Linked DNA regions of Mus musculus: regions 1 and 2 are each linked to region 3. The links are chromatin loops, found by intact Hi-C in ENCODE. Cell type or tissue: left cerebral cortex. All regions are shown on one strand. Each heading gives the region's core, and the rest is flanking DNA. Links, peaks and the distances in the headings are about the cores only. Region 1 has its middle 11 kb from the start of C330018A13Rik. Region 2 overlaps Suds3 (suppressor of defective silencing 3 homolog (S. cerevisiae)). Region 3 holds the start of Gm13842 (predicted gene 13842).

What was found. Hi-C counts contacts between places; a loop is a spot of excess contacts. Peaks named below come from ENCODE experiments on the same cell type or tissue, not always from the same donor. Only the 100,000 strongest peaks of a DNase experiment are listed, where the experiment ranks them.
Region 1: it touches region 3 in a loop (3-fold over the local background); 12 of 42 quality-filtered maps call a loop at or near these places.
Region 2: it touches region 3 in a loop (4-fold over the local background); 8 of 42 quality-filtered maps call a loop at or near these places.

What each region holds. Positions count from the first base shown.
Region 1 is chr5:116,108,910-116,115,859 of GRCm38, reverse strand. No RefSeq gene overlaps it. Among named protein-coding and RNA genes, the nearest start is that of C330018A13Rik, 11 kb to the left of the region's middle. In left cerebral cortex, for the core only: no CTCF peak of the experiment used is centred there; a DNase peak (open chromatin) is centred at 3,976.
Region 2 is chr5:117,093,035-117,099,984 of GRCm38, reverse strand. Suds3 (suppressor of defective silencing 3 homolog (S. cerevisiae)) reads left to right here. Exons shown (of 12, transcript NM_178622.5): 8 at 447-508; 9 at 663-684; 10 at 1,609-1,714; 11 at 4,991-5,075. Among named protein-coding and RNA genes, the nearest start is that of Suds3, 19 kb to the left of the region's middle. In left cerebral cortex, for the core only: CTCF peaks have their summits at 3,108 (motif pointing right) and 5,369 (motif pointing left); DNase peaks (open chromatin) are centred at 3,103 and 5,360.
Region 3 is chr5:116,026,946-116,033,895 of GRCm38, reverse strand. Gm13842 (predicted gene 13842) reads left to right here and starts at 4,655. Exons shown (of 2, transcript NR_165276.1): 1 at 4,655-4,918; 2 at 6,781-6,950. In left cerebral cortex, for the core only: a CTCF peak has its summit at 2,550 (motif pointing left); a DNase peak (open chromatin) is centred at 2,533.

The DNA.
Region 1 (6,950 bases), core at 1,174-6,173, 81 kb before region 3:
TTTGAGGATGAAAATATTCTTGCACATGACCTCACAGTTGAATCACTTAGGGAGCTTAAAAAAAAAAAAAAAAAAAAAAAAAAAAAACTCCCCAAGCCCAGAGATTCTGATCTCAGCGGTGGCAAGTTGTCCTCTGAGCATCGAGAATGGCTTGCACTGCTCGGGGGAGTCTAATGCACAGTGAGGTTTGCAAACCCTTTCGTAATAAGGAGACTGCTCAGAACAAGCAGCAGCTGGCATATGGTAACCATCATGCAAGAGTTCGCTATTCTTATACTCTTAGTGCCTTGAAAACATCACAGCATATATTTAAAAGGCACAACCCAGACCTACTGGGTGCCACACGATGTGGTGGCAGAGCCAAGACTTCTCCCAAGGGAGTTCCCAGAGCACCTACTAAACATGTCAACGTGCCTTCTCCAGGGAGGGCAGGTGGGCCAACTGCAGACCAAGTTCAGGCCTGGCAGCTCACTTAGTACTTTCAACTTCTTGAAGCTTTGGTTGGTGAAATGCCATAAGCCCGTTTCTCCCAAGCACTTAATTCCAACGGGGGTTTCAGTATTTGGCAAGAAAGAAGCTGAATTCAATTAAGCCGTAAAGAGGCACCGCTGAGCGCCTGGCAGCTGGAGCAGTGGGAAGGTGGCCAAAGGGACAAACCCAGCCATATCTCAGACCCCGAGGTGGAGATGCTCAATGGGAAGTGACTGAAAATGAGGAGGGACCTCCAGAACCCAACTGTCACCAACCAAACATATACGTAAGGGTCTGACAGGGACATCAAGCAAAAAAGACACATAAATGGCCCTTCTTCCAACTCTGCTGACAGAAGCAAACCCATCCCTTCTTAGGCTATATGAACATTGACTCAGGAAGGGTTTTATCATCAAGCTACTGGGTTGTCCTAATCAAAATGACTGATACACATATATACATATACACATACACACATACACATATACATGTATACATGCATGCCAATGTAGGAATGAGCAAGAAAACATAGATCCTGCAAAGTCAGGATGTAAACTAGTATAAGCCGCTTCAGAAAACAGCGTGGACACTCCTCAAGAAACCAAAAATCGGGCTAGAGAGATGGCTCAGCGGTTAAAAGCACTTACTGCTCTTCCAAAGGTCCTGAGTTCAAATCCCAGCAATCACATGGTGGCTCACAACCATCTGTAATGAGATCTAATGCCCTCTTCAGGGGTGTCTGAAGACAACTACAATGTACTTACATATAATAAATAAATAAATAAATACTTTTAAAAAGTGTCATGCATATTAAGTACAAACTCTTAAGACCAGAAAAGGACAGTGGTGGGAGCCAGAATGTAGAAAAGGAGACACAGGCAGTTAGAACATGATTTACTCACTGACATAGGCTGACAGGGAGGCTGACACATAGGTAACCAGGTAGATGCTGGGCCTCGTGTGTGTGTGTGTGTGTGTGTGTGTGTGTGTGTGTGTGTGTGTGCAATACACAAGCTGTAAAGGTTGCACACCCACCCACCCACCTCCTACCTCAGGACCATATTATATAAAACCCAGACAACAGTGGAATTGGGGCAGAAACAGCTATCTAACAAACTCATCACTCACTGCTCTGGGGCTCCCTGGACATCTGGTGCTAGCCTTCAGGGTCTCGCTATGGCTCTCCAGACGTCTGGTGCCCCCCATGTTTTAGCAGACTCGGTGCATAGTCATATTGGCGCCGCGTCATCTAGACATAAGCTGACCTTTTGCTTCCACCAATCACATCGCCCGAGACACATCCAAATGAAACACCATCTGCATGTCAAAGCCACATCTGCGGCTTCATGCTTACAGCGGTGTGGTTCACCGGTAGCTGAGATATGACATCAACCTGTGTCCCTCAACAGACAAATAGCTCAAGAAGAGGTGATACCTAGTGGAATATGATCTGTCTGTAAAGGGTTGTAATCCTGGCGTGTCAGGAACACGCATGAGCCAAGGCACAGAAAGACAAAACCTGCTTGATCCTGATCATCGACGGACCCTAGAAATACCATCAGAGAAGCTCAAGGAAGAACGGCGGTTTTCAGCAGCTGGGCAGTGAGCAGAGAGGGGAGGCAGGAGAAGACTTCGGCTAATAAACACAACCTGCAGGCAAGATGGAGACAGGAAAGCCTGGCGCTCCGTTGCACACGGCTGGAGTTAGCTATGAGACGCCTGTGACAGATGACATCTCCAACTCCAGCACTCAGGAAGCAGAGGCAGAAGGATCAAAACCTCAAAACCACCCTTAGCTACCTAGTGAGTTTAAGGCCAGCCTGAGCTAGCTGAGATGCTGCTTCAAACAAAAAAAGTGGGCCGGGGAGATAGCTCGGTTACGAAAGTGTTTTCTCCACAAGACGGAAAGCGGCTCACACTACAGCAAGTGGGGAAAAAACAACAACAACAAAAATTACAATTACATCCAAGTGGGAAGGGGACCACCTGGACGAGAAGGGGACCTTGAAAACTGCCTACCGGAAACAGGAGAAATGGCTGCATCTCGCCACGCCCACCTCCCACTGAGTCACTCAGAAGCTCCGTTTCATTTTGTTTTTGTTTTTGTTGTTTTGTAGATAGATAGATAGATATTTTATTTACATTTCAAATGTTATCTCCTTTCCTGGTTTACCCTCTGAAAATCCCCTATCCTCTCCCACCTTCCTCCTGCTTACCAACCCACCCACTCCCCCTTCCTGGCCCTGGCATTCCCCTAGACTGGGTCATAGAACCTTCACAGGACCAAGGGACTCTTCTCCCATTGATGACTAAATAGGCCATCCTCTGCTACATACGCAGCTGGAGCCATGAGTCCCGCTGTGTGTTTTCTTCGGTTGGTGGTGTATTCCCAGGGGTCTCTGGGGGTACTGGTTGCTAGTTCCTATTGTTCCTCCTGTGATCCATTTCATTTTCTCTACCATCAATGACATCACCTGAGAGCACCTGACTCATCTGATCCAGTCATCGAAGCCAGGAGGAAGATCTGTGCTGAATTTTCCACCTTCCCCCCCCCCATGCCCCCGTCAACACCCCCCTCACGTTCCCAGGACCCAACACCAAGCAGGAAACATTTCATAGATGCTGTCTGATGGCTCTGTCTCACTGGGAAGGCAGAACTGTTTGTTTCCTTATCGACCCGTCTAGACAGGTAGACAGACAGACAGACAGACAGACAGACCGACCGACAACAGCCCAACATAGGATTTTGCTTTTTTTTTTCCAAGATAGGGTTTCCCTATGTAGCCCTGGCCGTCCTGGAACCCCCCCCCCCCTCTCTAGACCAGGCTGGCCGCAAATTCACAGAGGCCTGCCTGACCCATCCTCCTGAATGCTGGGATTAAAGGCATGCCTCACTGCCACCGCCACCACCTGGTTCCTTACCTATAACCTTAAGTGTGCACACGTATCTATGAGTTTTGTCACAAGAAAAAAATACCAAAGAAGAGAGACAAAGGGTGATTCATGCCACCACCATCACCACTACCTCCACCAACACTAATGGGATTTTTGGTCGTTCCTTCTGTCCCCTGGAAAGCCTCAAGGCCACAGGACACCATCAGAAACCACTAGTAAAAACTCAAAGCGCTGCTCTCCCTCAGTGAGGCCTCCCAAGGCCACCGTCCTCCAGCTCACTGTGTCTCCATGCCAGAAGAGCTTGCTGACACCCGCATAGACTCAAGCTCCCAGAATAACCTGCCCACCCCTCCAGCTGCATCTGGGAGACTTCTCCAGAGAGAAGTCATCGATCAGTATCTACGGTGGTCCTCCACCTTCATTTCCTCCTTGCCCCAGTCCTGGGAACTGTGGGCCTTATCTTCAAACATCACAGGTGGCTAATGCCAGAGAAGGATGCCAGGCTGTGGCTATAGCAAAGCAGGATGAAGCCAAGTAGCGTACTCAGAAACCCATCTGCAATCTGGGCATTAGCACCGAGCTCTTAAGCCCGGCATTACTAAACCAAAGATGAATCACCCTGGAGCCGGAATCCCTATGAGGCTACTCAGGCAAAAAGTACCAATGATTTTAAATCATTCAAGATCCTGCCGTGAGCTAGCACATAATTGACTATATAGTAAATACATTTTGCTTCATGATGAGCTATGTGGAGAAAAGTATGTGAATGAGTCTATAATACATAAAATCATACAGGTTATTAAGCCATATAATGGGTGGGTACAGATAAAAGCCAGATGATATGTAGGTGTCTGTCATGAATTGTTTTGTGATATAAAACTGGGCTCTGATATTTCATCCCACCTTTTAGGCTGAAGGAGGAGTTGCAAATAAATTCTCATCATGGGGGTGCAAATAAATGCTCACCAGGGGTGCAAACAGATTTTTGATCCAACAGAGCACGGCTCAGGTGCTCCCTGGATGAAGGTTGGGTTCCTTACAGGGGATCTGAGGAGGAAGGAGGGGAGGAGCTGTATTTGGTTCTGGGAGAGCCATTTTTAGAAGGCTTTGAATTGAGCAAAAGGGGAGAAACTGCCAGTCCGGAAAAGCTTCCACCGAGAGCAGAAGTGTGGGTCACTAGAGGATACTTCTAAGGCTGGGAGGTGTCACACAGGTAAATAGCACCTACTGCTCTCCAAGGGTTGGCTCCCAACACCTGTGTCAGGCAATTCATAGCCACCTGTAACTCCAGCTCGAGGGTATTGGATGCCCTCTTCTGGACCCTGCAGGCACACACACACTTGTACACACAAACTTACATACACACAGATATACACACACCCACATACACACATATACACACACATACACAAATACATATACACATATACACACATACACTCATATACACAGAGGAAAGAAAACAAAGAAACAACTGAAGAAACAACATAGCTCTTATATCTACAGCCATCCCACCCTAAACACACTCAGTCTTGTCTCATCCCAGAAACTAAGCAGAATCAGCCCTGGTTAGTACTTGGATGGGAGACTGTGTGACTAGGTACAAAGGATTCTCCTCTCTCTGGAACAAATGGACTATGAAGGGAGGAGAGGGATTCAAAGACAGGGGAAGTGGTTAGTCCTACAGCATAGAGGTAGGAGAAGAAGGTCCCTGCTTCAGGATGACCAATAAGTGTGACATATAAATTCTGACATATGTGAAGTATAAAATTAAGAATGTATACTTTCCAAATATGTTCACATATTCACCATCGGGCTTTCAGTGGATGGCTGGATGGTTAAATACTTATGAACAGGAGCCCCAAAGAAGTCCTCATGGACACCCCCACCCCTGGCCCCAACCACCTGAGGATGACCTGGTTGAAGACTGGAAATCTTGGAAAAGCTCTCACACAGTGGTAATCCAGTCATTGCAGGCACAATGAAGAGTCCCAGACACCTGGTCAAAAGGGAGGAACGTGACAGAAAGCAGCAACTATCAAAGGTCTGTATCCAGAACCAGAAAAGCAATGGTGAACACAACAGACATGATCTGGGTAAGGGAGAGATGGCTCAGTGGATAAGAGCACTGGCTGCTCTTGCAGAGGACCTGGGTTTGATTCCCAGCATCCACATAATGGCTCATCACCGTCTCTAACTCCAGTTCCAGGGGAGTACAGGACTCTCCTGTCTTCCAAGGGTCCTGCATGTGCATGGTGCAGAGACAGACAGACATGCAGATAAGATACATACTCATAGAATAAAACTAAAAGAATCTTTAAAAAAAATTAAGACAGACGTGATTTAAAACTCACAGACACAACAAATACTCATGATACTGGTGGGATTCGACGGATGGAAAAGTCTAACGAGCGTTTTGGCAAGTTCTTTCTATAAGGAGCCAGATACACAATTGAGAGTTTGCAAGTCATTTTATCTCTGTCGCAGCCCCTTGACTCAATCATTTTAGTGCATCATAATAATAATAATAATAAATCATGGACAAAGCACAAAAGAACAGGCATTGTGTATTCCAGTAGAGCCTGATTTAACATTTGCATTTCATACATTTCCAGGGCTACTTAAAAATTCAAAAACAATTCTTGGTTCACCCGGATCATAGAAAAACAGGTGAGGACCAGATTTAGATCATGAGGTGTAGTTTGGCTACTCGGGCTAAAGGTTAAGCCTAAAACATAAATAATAATTAAAAATAGCTTATGATCTTGAGCATTGCTAAGTATTTGGTGTTATGCTAAGTGTCTTTCTCTCTGGTAATATTACAGGTGTAAATCAGCCAGCCCTCTAATGCACTGGTCTCAAAAGAGAGAAAAGTAAGGGGCATTTGGCTACTTTTCCCAGAAAGGACTGCAACTAAGGGCGTGGTCACCCTTAGTGAGTACCGTCCATTACATCCATCTCTTTTAAAAGAAAATGCTACGGGAGCTGGAGATGGCTCTGTCTGTAAGACATTTGCCTTGCAAGCAGGAGAGTCTGGGTTGGACTTAGAACACTTAGAACTAGACACGGTAACACATGTCCATAACCCCGACGCTGGGGAGGCAGAGGCAGAGCTCTAGGCTATTCCTTAAGTTCCAGACCAGAGAAAGACTCTCTCAAAAAGTTGAACGGACCCTGAAGAACTATATTGGAGATTGTCTTCTGGTGCCTGCACACACATACATGAACACACACACACACACACACACACACACACACACACACTAATAGTAATATATATAACAACAATAGCATCTTTAAAAGCTTCCCTGGCCGCCTTGTCTCAAACTCACCAGTACAGAGCAGGAAGGGATCATCCAATCCTAGCTTGCCACTGGATAGAAGGAAGAGCATCAGCGGGAGTTTGTAAAAATACACTCAAAACAAAACCCACGGCCCATCGCCTCTCTTGACCCCACTGTCCACCACTTCCCCTGACCGCCAAAGGCTTCAGATCGCAAATCAGCGAAAGGGACCATGAGAAACCAGGAGCGCATCCTTCTCAATGAGGCAACCCGTGGCCAAGAGAAGAGGCAAGTTTAACA
Region 2 (6,950 bases), core at 1,211-6,210, 1.1 Mb before region 3:
TAGTGTAGCAGTTTGCCCAGCGTGGGCTGTACTGTGCAACCAGCAGAGGGTGCTGCTCCAGGCCTCTCCCCTTCACAGCGTGATCTAAGCCACTGTGAGAGTAGCCTTTCCGTGTCTGTCTGGAAAGCTTCAAACTTGGGAGTAGCAGTGTTTTTCTCCCTTAGATGAGATTGTCACCTTGCTGTGCTGTGTTCCCACCCCTGCGACATCTGTTGAGTAGCAGCATCTCTTCCCCTCAGAGCAGTGTGTACGAGGGGTGCGTGGAGTTCTCGTCTGTGCCTGGTGACTTTTAGCATGAGAGTCAGTTTTTTAAAGAGGCAAGGTCTTACCTTGAAAACAGCCTTTCTGTAGCCCAGGCCTCCCCAGTCCCAAAGCACTGGGGTCCCTGGGTGCCTCTGTCTCCTTGGAAGCCATGCATTTCCCACGAGTTCTTTAACTCTCGGCACCTCAGCTGAACTACTTGCTAACAGACGAGCAGATCATGGAGGACCTGAGGACGCTGAACAAGGTAGGGTGGGACGCTTTTGCTGTACTTGAAAGGCTCACGTGTTTTGTGACGTAAGTTCCTGTCACCTGCTAAAGTCACCATGACATCTCTGATGCTTTATGTTGCTTCTAAGATGATTTTCTCTGAGACTTTCTTGTTGTTATTCTTCCTACAGCTTAAGTCACCCAAGAGACCAGGTGAGTGCCCGATGACACTGCCAGTCTTTGTACCCTGTCATTGGAAAAGTGGAGGTGGGGTTTCCAGGAGTGAATTATGCTGAGTCGTGAAAAGGGCAGGAATCATAAACATGTCTCTCCCGTGTTGTTTCTTTAAAGCCAGCTGTGCTGTTTGTCTTTTCCTTAGGACTTACTATAGAGGAGACCTTTGATTGGCTCTTGAAGGGTTCCCTTCTGAGTGGGTGTCGGGTGGGCCTTAGGTTCAGGACCGTTTTCAGTTCCAGTCATGCAACCATGGGGAACTTTGTCTGGAGCTCAGACCCTGCAGTGCTGACTGTGGTGCTCGGGTCCTAGGGAGGCCCAGGCTGTCCTCGTCCTCGTTAGGAGACAAGGCGTATGTAGCTGTCTGTGGTGCTCGGGTCCTAGGGAGGCCCAGGCTGTCCTCGTCCTCGTTAGGAGACAAGGCGTATGTACACCCTTGACACGTGCAAGAGGTTTTCAGTGAGCTGTGCTGATTTGGTATCCACATCAACAGTTAGTGTGGTGCTCTGGCAATGAGGGGTCACCACATTGTAAATGTGGATGCAGTCAGCACCAATGGCCCCTGTGAATAGCCACTGGCCCTGTGAATAGCCAGAGGCCCCTGTGAATAGCCACTGGCCCTGTGAATAGCCAGAGGCCCCTGTGAATAGCCACTGGCCCTGTGAATAGCCACTGGCCCTGTGAATAGCCACTGGCCCTGTGAATAGCCAGAGGCCCCTGTGGCTAGCCACTGCACCCAACCCAGGCAGCACAGTGACTTTGCTTCCATATACACCTCAAGGACTTGGCGGTCGGGATTGTGGCCGCACCGGTGCATCAGTCCCTGCGTGGCATTGCTGGGCCCCTTGCTCAGGCCCAGGCTCACTTGTCTGCTTGCCGTCTTGGCATCTCTAATTCCTCCAGCTTCCCCATCCTCTCCTGAACACTTGCCTGCCACACCTGCAGAGTCTCCAGCCCAGAGGTTTGAGGCTCGGATAGAAGATGGCAAACTGTACTATGATAAGAGATGGTAAGTTGTGGGGCGGGTGGACTGCTCACAGTGGCCTCTGAAGAGCGGTCTGGAGGGTTGGGGCCGGGCGAGCCTATGATGTCTCGGTGTTTTCTCAGCTTACCTCTCTGTATGTTAGTTTAATTTCTTTTGCTGGTGCTGGGACTGTGGCCCAGACTCGGAGTCTTGAATACTGAGTGCAGCTGGTAGCTGCTTGCCTCTGAGGTCACAGAGCAGTGTTTCTCCACATGTGTCCCCTGGGTCTTTCTGTACCTTGTTGCCATCTCCACACTAGGGTTTCAGGCTGTCCCCATCTAACCATGACAGGATATATGTCCTCCTCCACCCCCTCCTCTGTGTTAAAGGTGACAGGAGAGGAGGATTTTGTGCTCTAACCAGGCTGGAGGAGGCTCTGCTACCTGAGCCTGGTGGGCGCTCTTCTCAACGCTGCAGGGTCTCAGGGTAGATGCTTTTCACTTGACCCTTTTCTCAGACGTTCTTGTCACTTTCAAGGTATTCTAGGAAGTGTGGTTGGGAGATTATATCCTAAAACACTTAGATGAGCCGTCCTGGTTGCCTGGGACTGATTGGAAGCTCATACTTTTATCCATTCAACAAACACGGTTAGACATCCCAGTCCAACACTGTTCAATGTCTTGGGCAGGCAGGCACCGTACGTGGACATGGCTATGCCCTGACTTTCTCTTGGCTGTGTGGAAGGGGTGTGGGTCAGTAGAGAGCTTCTGTCGTTACTGTTTACAACAGCCTTGTGATAGCTCCTGTCTTAGTGTTTTCATTTAGCCAGAAGCTGACGACAGGCGGTGGCCCTGCGAATTGGTGGCAGTCACACGTTACCTGGCATGTCTAGTCGACTCTCACTGTCCATGCTGGAACCCAGCACCTCAGGGCCAAAACCATAGTGCTCAGTTCTCGGCATCAAACTGCAGCGTGCACATAAAAACGAATCCTGGGACTGCAGAGGGGCTGGGGCCGGAGCAAGCTGCCCCTCTGGCCTCCACAATTGCCGTGGCTTGTCCTCCCCCCACCCCACACTCCATCTTTCTTATATCAACTGCGGTACAGATGTTGTGTAAATATGCTCTGTTTAATAGTTAATCTGTTAATAGTTAATAGATTAATAATTTTAATCCCAGTATTGATGTCACTTTGACACATGAGGCTTATTTTCTGAGGCTTATGTTAATACAGATATTTTTTCCCTGTTGGCCAAATCTGGGATGTGGATCCTTCCATGCAGACTGTTCCATTGGAAGCATAGAGATCAAGTCGGGCCTGAACCTGTTTTAGTGTCTGTCAGCCTGCTGCAGTGACTGGTGGCTCTTTTCTGGTCTTCCTGTGGGTCAATGGGTGTTCCTGTCTTGGCCTTGCTTGTTGTTTGTTACTGGCACCACTAGGTGGCAGCCCCTAGCTGCCTAACACTAGAGGCAAAGTGAGAATTTTTTTTTTTTTTTAATGTTTGTAATAATGAAAACCAAATAACCTTTAAAGATCAGGCCCACATGTAAGAATGGCCTTTGGGAACGGCGAGATTTATGGCTAATGGTTCTATGGATCTGTGAGTTTTCCAGCCAGTGTGATATTTCAGGTGGCGTTCATTTCGTAACTGTGGCCTCCACTCTCCGTCTTCCTGGACTTGTTCCTAAATTATGAAATGTCTTGAGAAGGAAAATGTAGTAAAATTTTCCTTTCCTTTTCCTTTTCCTATTCCTCTTCCTCTTCCTCTTCCTTTTCCTTCCTCTCTCCCTCCCTTTTTTTAAAAAAGAGAAACCTGTAACCACTGGCATGCGGCCCTCTCAGCACGGGCTTCTGGTTTGAAGTGTCAGAACTCACCAGGTTCCTTGCATAAGCAGAAAAGGTCCGAAAGATGGTGTCTCCCAGACATTCGCCTCTTCGTTGAAATTTGAAGGTTTTTTTTTGTGCTGCTACCCACATTCCAGGATGTCGATTTCTTTCCTGGTCTAGTGATTTCCCTTTGACTCCAGAGTCAGTCCTATGGAGTTGACAGCTGGGCCTGCCCTGCCCCGTTCTTACTGCAGGGGGCTTGGGAAGCCCTGTCTGGAGGCCTCCCCTGCCTAGAACCAGCCTGTCCCCATCAGGCCCCGCTCTCTGCTGCTGTCCCTTTGTCCCTTGAGGGTTCCTCTGTCCTCCCTTCCACAGACACAGCCTTGGCTGACGGAGCTTCTGAGTCCTGATGTCTCCTCTAGAGGCACAAAGTGTCTTTCCTCGGGGCTTTAATGACGGCCCCAGGACCGTGCGGGTTAGGGCTCCATCTTGGCGTGATCTGACTGCATCCCACCTTCGCCTCCATCCCTGCTTTCCGTGTCATTTAGTTTGCGCTGTCAGTGTGCCTTATGCTTTGATGTAGACTAATGACCCCTCACAGAAGACACTCTGGAGAGAACTGGGATTTTAAAATAGCTAGCTAAAGGCAGTACAGTGTGTGTGTGTATGTATGCGTGCGTGCGCACGCATTTTCTCTCTTTCTTCCTCTCTCCCCCTCTCTCCCTCTCCTCTCCTTGCCCTGCCTTAAATCTGAAGTTGCAAATGTGACCAGAGACAAAGCCTCTCCTTGCTGACTAGGTTGTGCCTTCTTGCTGTCACCTGACTACAGGGCCTGTTTCCAGTGGCAGTGGGGTCCCTTGAGACTCTAGAGCTGTGGAGTGGGTCAGGTTTTGGAAAATGAAGTTAATTTTATTATGATAACATTAGGATTTTTGATAGTACGTAGAATTGAGTTGATTTTTCCCGCTCTGTGGGACTTTTCCCTCCTTTGGCCCTCCCTTGTGGTTCTGTGTTCCCTGTCTGTATTGTGTCCAATGCCCTGCTCAGAAGGGAGCTTTCTCTACCTTTCTGCGTAAAGACACGCGCTTATTGAAGCCGGGAAGATGTGCGGTCAGGAAGTGTGAGCGTGAGGACCTGGGTTTGCATCCCCAGCACCGAGTAAAAGGCCGGGCATGGTGGCACATGCACCATCATTGTGGTGATGGGGAAGCTGCGGCCGAGGCTCCCTGGGGCTCACCTGCCAGCAGTCTAGCAGGATCAGAGTTGTAGGTTAAGTGAGAGACCCTGTCTCAAACAAGGGAGAAAATGATTGACACCCAGTGTCAGGGTGGAAGCCTGCCTGTCTGCCTGTCTGTCTGTCTCCTTCTGAAGCCCGTGCTCTTCCTCGGTTGTGTGTTGCTGTGACTGTTGAAGTGATGGTTTCTGTCACTGTGGTGTTTGTTTTCCTGCCCCTCCCTCCGTCCTGATATTTTGTTTGTGTCCTGGTTTTGGCAGGTACCACAAGAGCCAGGCCATCTACCTGGAATCTAAGGACAACCAGAAGCTGAGCTGTGTGATCAGCTCAGTGGGAGCCAACGAGGTAGGCGTCCGATCTCTTCCCCGAGCACGAGAGCAAATGGCTCTGAGAAGTGTTGAAAGTATAACAGACTTGATAAAAAGCCTGACCGGGAAGTGCAGTGCGATCCTGTCTCCTGGGGTGGGGGATGGGGTGTCAGCACTATGTGGGGAAACCGTCAGCAGTACCCTTGAGCCTCTCTGCCTGCCTGAGCCGGGTCCTGCAGTTCTGTATGGGCCATGGTGCACTCTTGTGCAGTTACAGATTTGAGAGTCACTGAGCTGGAGCGAGCAAACTGCGAGTGAGCACTCTGGTGTCCTCTAGTGGCTGCAGGCTGACAGTGGCGTTTGTCTGGAGCTTACTCCACCTTCCTACATCCCAACATACTTGTCTGTGAGGACAGTGGGTCACTGGGCATGAGGCCCAGGCCCAGGGCATGCTCAGTAACTGGGTGCTGGTGTTGCTGGCCTGCCACTCCTGGCTGTTCTTCTAGTCTGACAGGACTGAGCTGCCAGGCAGGCATCCTCTCTGCACTTGGAGCGGCTCGTGTGCTACCTTAGGGACTGCCCTAGGGCTCCTGCTGGCCCTTCAAGAGGAGATGTCAGCAGTGTCGCACCCATACAATTATAAGTTTTAAAAAGTCTGAAACTTTCATAGCCGCATTGGCTTGATCTTTTATCAGTCACAAATGTCTGCAGAGGAATTGATTTTTATGCGTCTCTCCTCTGTTAGTGCACGGTAAATCTAATGAAACTGGATTATGAAATAACTTAAGCCCCCAGAATTCTCTCAGCTTCTGAAATCAAAAATGCTCTCAAATGTGGCCAGTTTGCAAAATGATAGTTTGCTTGGAAGTTGGAGATAGCCTCAGATGAAGGAGAGCCAGCCGTTCATTGTTTCCTAGGCTGCTTGTGAGAGTCGCCTCTAAGCCAGAGGCGTGCCGGGAGTCCACCAGAAAGACATGGTGCTCCCCACCAAGACATGGTGCTCCCTAGCCAAGAAGGCTTGCAATTGCATGGTGGGCTGCTCTGTGGAGCACACAGGCATCTCTGGGACCTAATGAAGACCTTCACATTCTGTCACAGAATGCCAGTGTAGTCCAGTGACCCAGTGTGGTGCCAAGGGCTCCCAAAGGGACCATGCCTCAGAGTCACAGTTCTGTGCCTGGTGATGAGGGGCAGCCTCAGTCCTTGGGAGTGTCCCAGCCCATGTTCAGACCCATTGCCGCATACTCTGGAGCTGCTTGGCCTTTGTGAGCACGTTTGGCTGGTGGGCCAGTGGGTGGGTGACCCCCTTAGGGTCAGTTTTCTATTTAAACAGTCTAGTAGGAGGCTTAGCCTCATGCTGGGTCTTCAGCCTGTTCTAGTTTAAGCTACACTCTGCTTACTCTTTTTGGGCACTCATTACTCACACTAGAAATGAGGGGAGACTGGGAGTAAACAGACAGCCTGACGCCTGAGAAGGGGAGGGGAGCCCTCTCTGCAGAGCCCTGTGAGGGCAGGCTTGCTGCAAACCTTGCCTTAGGCCATTTAATTTCTCAAGCCATGGAAAGCTAGGGAGGAGAGGTACTGTGAGTGGAGCACCTGAAGTGCCCCCCACAGGACTGTTGTGGGTGAAGTAGCTCATAGAACACCCCCACTGGGGCTGAAGGTTAAGTGAGGGAATTTCCTTGGGGCAAGGGAAATATTTTTAAATTGCTTTGAAAAACTCTTGCTCCAGATTGCATATATTTTGGGGGTTGAAAAATACCATCACCAAGTCCAGAGTCCTGATGGCTGAGGCAGAAGTGGAGCTGGCGCTATTAGAGGTGTGGGTGCTCCACAGCGGCCCTCCACACGACACGGCCACACCCACGCCGTGCGGAGTCCGTATCACTCACCCTCTCTGGTCTTGTCCCCA
Region 3 (6,950 bases), core at 628-5,627:
CCTCATATTTTAAAATATCATAAAGATCAAACATATCACAAATGTAGAAGTCCCACAAGTCTTTACCAATCCAAACATTTTAAAAGTTCAGTCTCTTAAGAATCTAGAGTCTCTTGTAAAATCCAAAACTTCTTTTAAAAGTTAAAAGTCCTTCAACTGCGGGGACTCCTATAACATCAAAAATAAGCTAAATGCTTTTTTTACATCAAGAGCTCATGATGTAAGAATGACGGCGCAGTCCCAATCCAAACAATGCAAAAACCAAACTCCAAAAGTGTAAAGAACTCAGTATCCAATTATCTGGGATCCACTCACTGTCCTTTAGACTCCTCTCAGGGGCGTCTGAGTTACTTCTCCAGCTCTGCGGTCTACAGCACACTCGGCTTGTCTTTTAGGTTTATGTCAGCTGCATCCTCCACACATACCTCTGCTCTTGATAGCTGTCCCATGGTACCGGCATCTCCAAAATCCTGGGGTCTTCTGTAAATGGGCTGCACCCCCACCAACAGCCTCTCCTGGGCTCTCTTCAGGGTCCCCAGGCCTGCCACACAGTGCCAAGCCTCAGTTGCTCTCCATGACCCCGTCATGCCTTCAAAACCAGGACCACCTGGGTGACTCTTCTCAAGTTCTGCTGCCAGTGTGAGCTACAACCTGGGCCACCTCTGGAACACAGCTTCTGGGTGCCGACCCTGAGGAAACCCTCTGCAGAAGACTGCACCTCAGCAAGGCTGGTCTCTTCCTGACCACCGCCAATCTCTCAGCTGTAGCTGATCAGCATCAGTTGCCCCAGGAACCTAAAGTTTTCACTTCAAAGGTGCTGGTACCTTGTTAATCACAGGTGGACCTTCAACCCCAGCTAACCAGAACCACACTTTCTCAATTCAAAATATCAAGCAGCCCCGACAGAGTCTTTAAACTCCCCCCAGAAACTTCACAAGCCAGGCCTCATCTGCACTGTTTTCAGCATTCTTATCTTCCAGGATCCCGCAGGACATCACACAGAGCTCTCAACACTCAGTGGTTTTTCTAGCCCAAAGTTCCAAAGTCCTTTCACAATCTTCCCCCCAAAAGTGGCCAGGCCTGTCACAGAAATGCCTCACTGTACTGGCTGGTTTTGTATATCAACTTGACCAAAGCTGGCATTATCACAGAGAAAGGAGCTTCAGGTGAGGAAATGCCTCCAGGAGATCCAGCTGTAAGACATTTTCTCAATTAGTGATCAAGGGTGGGGAAGGCCCATTGTGGGTGGTGCCATCCCTAGGCTGGTGGTCCTGGGTTCTATAAGAAAGCAGGCTGAGCAAGCCAGAGGAAGCAAGCCAGTAAGTAACATCCCTCCATGGCCTCTGCATCAGTTCCTGCTTCCTGCCCTGCTTGAGTCCCAGTCCTGACATCCTTGGTGATGAACAGCAGTATGGAAGTGTAAGCTGAATAAACCCTTTCCTCCCCAACTTGCTTCTTGGTCATGATGTTTGTGCAGGAATAGAAACCCTGACCAAGACACTCACTATCCTGGTATAACCTCTGTATCAGTTAGGGTCACTACTGCTGTGATAAAACACCATGACCAAAGCAGCTTGGGGAGGAAAGGGTTAACTTGGCCTACACTTCCACATCGATGTTCATCACTGGACAAAGTCATGACAAGAACTCAAACAGGGCAGGAACCTGGAGGCAGGAGCTGATGCAGAGGCCATGGAGGGGTGCTGCTTATTGGCTTGCTCCCCCATGGCTTGCTCAGCCTTTCTTATAGAACCCGGGACCACCAGCCCAGGGATGACCTCAACCACCATGAATGAGCTGGGTCCTCCCCCATCAGTCATTAATTTTAAAAATGCCCTACAGGCCTGCCTATAGCCCAATCTGATAAATTTTCTCAATTAGGGTTCTCTCTTCTCAGATGACTCTACCCTGTGTCAAGCTCATGTAAATTTAACCAGCACACCACATAAGGGTAGAAAGAGAGAATTAACTCCTGAATGTCTTGCTGTGAGTTCCATGACACAGGCACGCGCATGCGCGCGCACACACACACACACACACACACACACACAATAGGTAATAATAGGTAAATAAATACAAGGAATGCTAGATACACTCTATGTAATTATCATTTGGTGTTGGTTTTCCCAGGCATAGAAGAAGCTCTCTGGGCTAGGATTCACATCCTGCCTGTTGACCTCTGATTCCTAGAGGACTCGGGACTTTGGGCGGAGAGAGAGGTTCATGAGCAGTCATTAAAAGGATAAAGGATGAGCAAGCGGTGAGGGAGAGAAGTGGGAATGGAAGAAAACTGGGATCGAGGAATTCTCCGCCATCCTGTCATTGTTAAGCAGGAGAAAACCTTGACTCTTAAGCCAAGCCGAAGCAAAATCAAGGTATTAGCTAGAAATTCTTTCCCAAACACACTCATTTTCTCGTTATCGCTTATCACGGTGATTCGGCAAAAGGAGGGGAAATGAAAATGCGTCTCTTCAAAAGCTATTTCAAGATAAAGAGCCCATAAAACTCCCGTCCCGGCGGCCTTTCCCAAGCCTCTTTTGAGTTTAGGGTGCCCTCTAGCGGCAGCCACAGAGAATGGCACTCTAGGGTGTTGCTCTGCATCATTCCCTGGCCTCTCAGGACCGGTTTTCGTAAAGACGTCTAGAAGCAAACTGGAAGGAATTGTCGGGGGAGGGGGGGGTGGGTGGTGATGTAACCAACATCTATCTCTTCTCCTAAGGACTCAAAACCCTGTCATGATTCAACCAAAGATCACTCAGGGAACCAATGAAACTTTGGGGTTTCCTTACGGAGCATAGGTGAGGGGTGCCTACAGGGGTGTGGGTGCTCCTCCCCATTCCACCGGCCTCACCTGGACTGCCTTTACCCAGCATGGATAAGAGCATCTGGGAATATAGATTTCCCCTCCCTAATCCATCCTATATGCATGAGCCCAGGCGCGCGCGCACACAGACAAACACAAACACATATATATGCACACACACAGTTCCTCCCCCAGGTCATGTGTGTTGAAGCTGGGCTGCCTATCGCAGGGAGCAGCGGGGTACTAGAGCAAGAATCCCGAGCCCTCCCCGCCCACAACAAGCCCAGCGGGGATGATCTTCTGGGGGCGGGGGAGGAGGGGCGTGGCTCCTCTGAGATTGGGGTTGATTCTCAGAGGGCATTCACTCAAACCAAAAGGTAAGGAAAAGAAGCAACAGGCGTCCGGGAATGTGGGTGGGTGGTACAATACATGTTTACACGTGCCGTTGAACTCCCCTCCAAACCTAAAATGCTAATCGGCCCCGGGATGTTTTTGCTGGGAACTGGCTCAGCTGCTTCAGATACTACAGCATCGAACCTGTGAAGGGACTAGCTGAGAGAGAGTAAGTCTCCTTTACTCACACGGGGTCCGGAGTAAAATTCACTGACACTTTTGAAGGAGACTTTTGGCCAGTCGCCGGTCTACCTTACTGATTTGTCTCCGGCCTGGAATGTCACAGGGTGGAGCATAGACACAGCTGCTCCACCAAAATACCCAGCCTAGATAAAATAATCCATCCAGTATTGTGGAAGACTGGCTACAGAGCAGAGGTGATGGTGAAGTCCGGAAGAAGATCTGAGCCCAATGCACATAGAAGCCAGGTGTGGCTGTACAAGAGCTGTTGCTGGCAAGGGCAGAGGGGATGCTTGGGGCTTGCTGGCTGCCAGTCTGGTCCAGGCTCCCTGTCTCCAGGGAATAAAGCAGAGAGTGATGGAGCAGGATGCCTGATGACTTCTCTGGCCTCCACGGGGACAGGAACATGCACCCACATCTGCACCCACGTCTGCACCCACGTACACAGGCACATACAACACACACATTTCCAAACAGTTGACTCCCAGGCTGGAGAGATGGCTCCGTAGTTAGGAGCACTGACTGCTCTTCCGAAGGTCCTGAGTTCAAATCCCAGCAACCACATGGTAGCTCACAACCATCTGTAATGAGATCTGATGCCCTCTTCTGGGGGTGTCTGAAGACAGCTACAGTGTACTTACATAAAATAAATAAATCTTTAAAAAAAAAAAAAACAATGATAATAATTGACTCCCTTGTTCTTCAGTCTCCATATTCAACAGTGTTTGTTTTGTATCCTTCTGGAACGTTCCAACCTCAAGACTGATGATGCTCAGAAAAATGCCAACAACTAGTGTGTTCTAGGTTGATGACTGTTCACAGTGTTGTGTCGGGACTGCATTGGTGACTGGATAGCTGGCCTGGAGCTAAGGGAGTCTCGACAGGTTGGATATGGCTTGAATGGGATCTGGACAGTGAGCACAGGAAGGCTTTTATGGGGGAGGGGAGGTTCAAGAGGAACACTTCGATGGATTACTAGGGACTAGGGCATGCATTAGAAGTTATCAACACCATGGACAGAGAGATTAGCAACCACATGGTGGGGCCTGAGAGGAGAGTCCCATCCCCAGCAGCAGAGACAGACAAACGGCGTGGCGTGGACACATGGCAGACTTGTAGGCTCTCCCTATGGCTTTCTGAGATGGAGGGGAGGCGTCACCGCACAAACCTGCAGCCAAGCTCAAATCAGGGAGGGGTGGGGGAGCCTGGGGAGAAGAGGCAGGAAGTGTGCTTACCAATGCCCTCTTTGATATAAGCTCACTACCCCTGTGAGAGAAAGAACCCAGCAACAGGAAGTCTGTTAGCCAGGGACTCACAGATAATGCCTCTGTGGCGTGCCAGTGGGTATCCGTGAGAGGGGAAGGCTGCTGGGTTCTGATATTACATCCTCATAAGTACTATGGGAAAACTCTTTAAAAGCTCATGGTTTGTGGTCTATGCTGGTTTTTGTAATTGTGTCGTCGTGGCAACCATTTGCAAAGCATCCCAAGTACTTCTGCCGCTCTGAAGCCCCACCCGGATTCTCCCTGACTTTATGGGAAGGTAACTTTTCATCCCAATGGCTACTTGAAGTTAGGAAAATGGGCCTGTGCCTCCTCTCAGAGAGACAAATACGGCTCAGGGGAAGACCTCCCTCACTGTGTGGAGCCTGGTTGTTCTGCTCAGAGCAACAGCTGAAGGAGACCCAGATCTTAGGAAGTGAGCTGAGACATTAGAAACAAAGAAACAAACAAGCCTCAAGTATCTTTAGGCAACTACTTTTTTAGGTTTTAAAAGATTTTATGGAGAGTGTATGTGAATTGTGTGTCAATGTGTATGCATGTGTGTATATGTCTGTGTGTATATAACTGTGTGTGAGAGTACGGGTATGAGATCTGTATGAGTATGTGTGTATATCTGTGTGTATGTCAGTGTGTGTGATATGTGTGTGTATAAATTGTGTGTGTGAGTCTGTGAGTGTATGTATATGTGTGTGTATATGTCTCTGTGTGAGTTTGTATGTATGTATGTATCAGTGTGTGAGAGAGTGTATGTGTCTGTGTGTGAGTGTGTGTGTGTACATGTATGTATGTGTCAGTGTGTGTGAGTGTGTATGCTCACATATGCAGGCACACTTGCAGGTTCCCAAGGAGGCCAGAAGAGAATGTTCAGCCCCCCTGCACTGGACTTACAGGTAATTTTGAACAACCCTACACAGGTGCTTGGGAACTGAACTCAGGTCCTCTGGAAGAGCAGCTGTGCTCTTAACCCCTGGGCCGTCTCTCCTGACCCAGACATCTTTTTCCCTCTCTTCATCAGAAGTGACCACAGTAAAACAGGGAGCCACTGAAACCCCCACTCCCTCCCTACCTCAGGGCACACCAGACAAGTGTTTCTACCGTCCACTCCATGACCAGATGTTCACAAAATGGATGCTCACAGGATGCTCTCTCCACGGTGAGGTGGCTCTTAGTGCTCTCCGCCCCACTGAAGGGAAAGGTTACTATGTGTGTCTCTGATTCAGGCATAGGAAATCAACTCATTGCTCTTTGCTGAAGCTGCAAACTCCAACACACTGCCTCATTCTGCTTTGTACCAGACAGTGCTGGCAGAGCTTTATTCTACCTGAGATCCCCTATGTGGCTGGTTACCTCTGCTTAGCTCACATGCTTCTGACCTTCTCTGTGTTCCCAGGAGAATCCATAGTGCCTCTACTTATTTCCCAGAATCCTCTCTTTCAGCCAGGGTCCCATCTCCTATTTCCTGCCTCAGCTCATTGGCCATAGGTTTTGTTTTGTTTTGTTTTTTTTATTGACAGATATTGCTTATACGAGGTTCTCTCTACAATCTTCACAATATTCTGATGATTAAAATGTCTCTTTAAAAATACAGAGTGAGGTGCTGGAGAGATGGTTCAGCAGTTAAGAGCACTGACTTGGGGCTGGAGAGATGGCTCTGTGGTTAAGAACACTGACTGCTCTTCTAGAGGTCCTGAGTTCAATTCCCAGCAACCACATGGTGGCTCACAACCATCTGTCATGGGATCTGATGCCCTCTTCTGGTGTGTCTGAAAGCAGCAATGGTGTACTCATAAATAAAATAAATTAAAAAAAATAATTTAGCCGGGCGTGGTGGCACACGCCTTTAATCCCAGCACTCAGGAGGCAGAGGCAGGTGGATTTCTGAGTTCAAGGCCAGTCTGGTCTACAAAGTGAGCTCCAGGACAGCCAGGGCTAAACAGAAAAACCCTGTCTCGACAAAAAAAAAAAAAAAAAAAAAAAAAAAAAAGAATTTAGAGTGATTCCCTGAAATTTATTTATGGGTAGCATTGTTTTTTGGCAGGTGATGAGCTACTTCTAATTCTAGGAGAAAAGGGAGAAAAGATATTATTTATCAATTGTTACATTGTTCTCTCTTTCTCTCAGTTTGTGTCTGGGGATTGAACTCGGGTCATCAGGATACAAGCATCTATACCACTGAGCCATCTCTCCAGCCAGCACCTTTGATTCTGTGTTGATTGTTCCTGTTGGAAAGAGGCTAGAGTCAGCCCATGAGGTATACAAACCAGACAGCACAGTCTTGAGAAGAGGGTTCA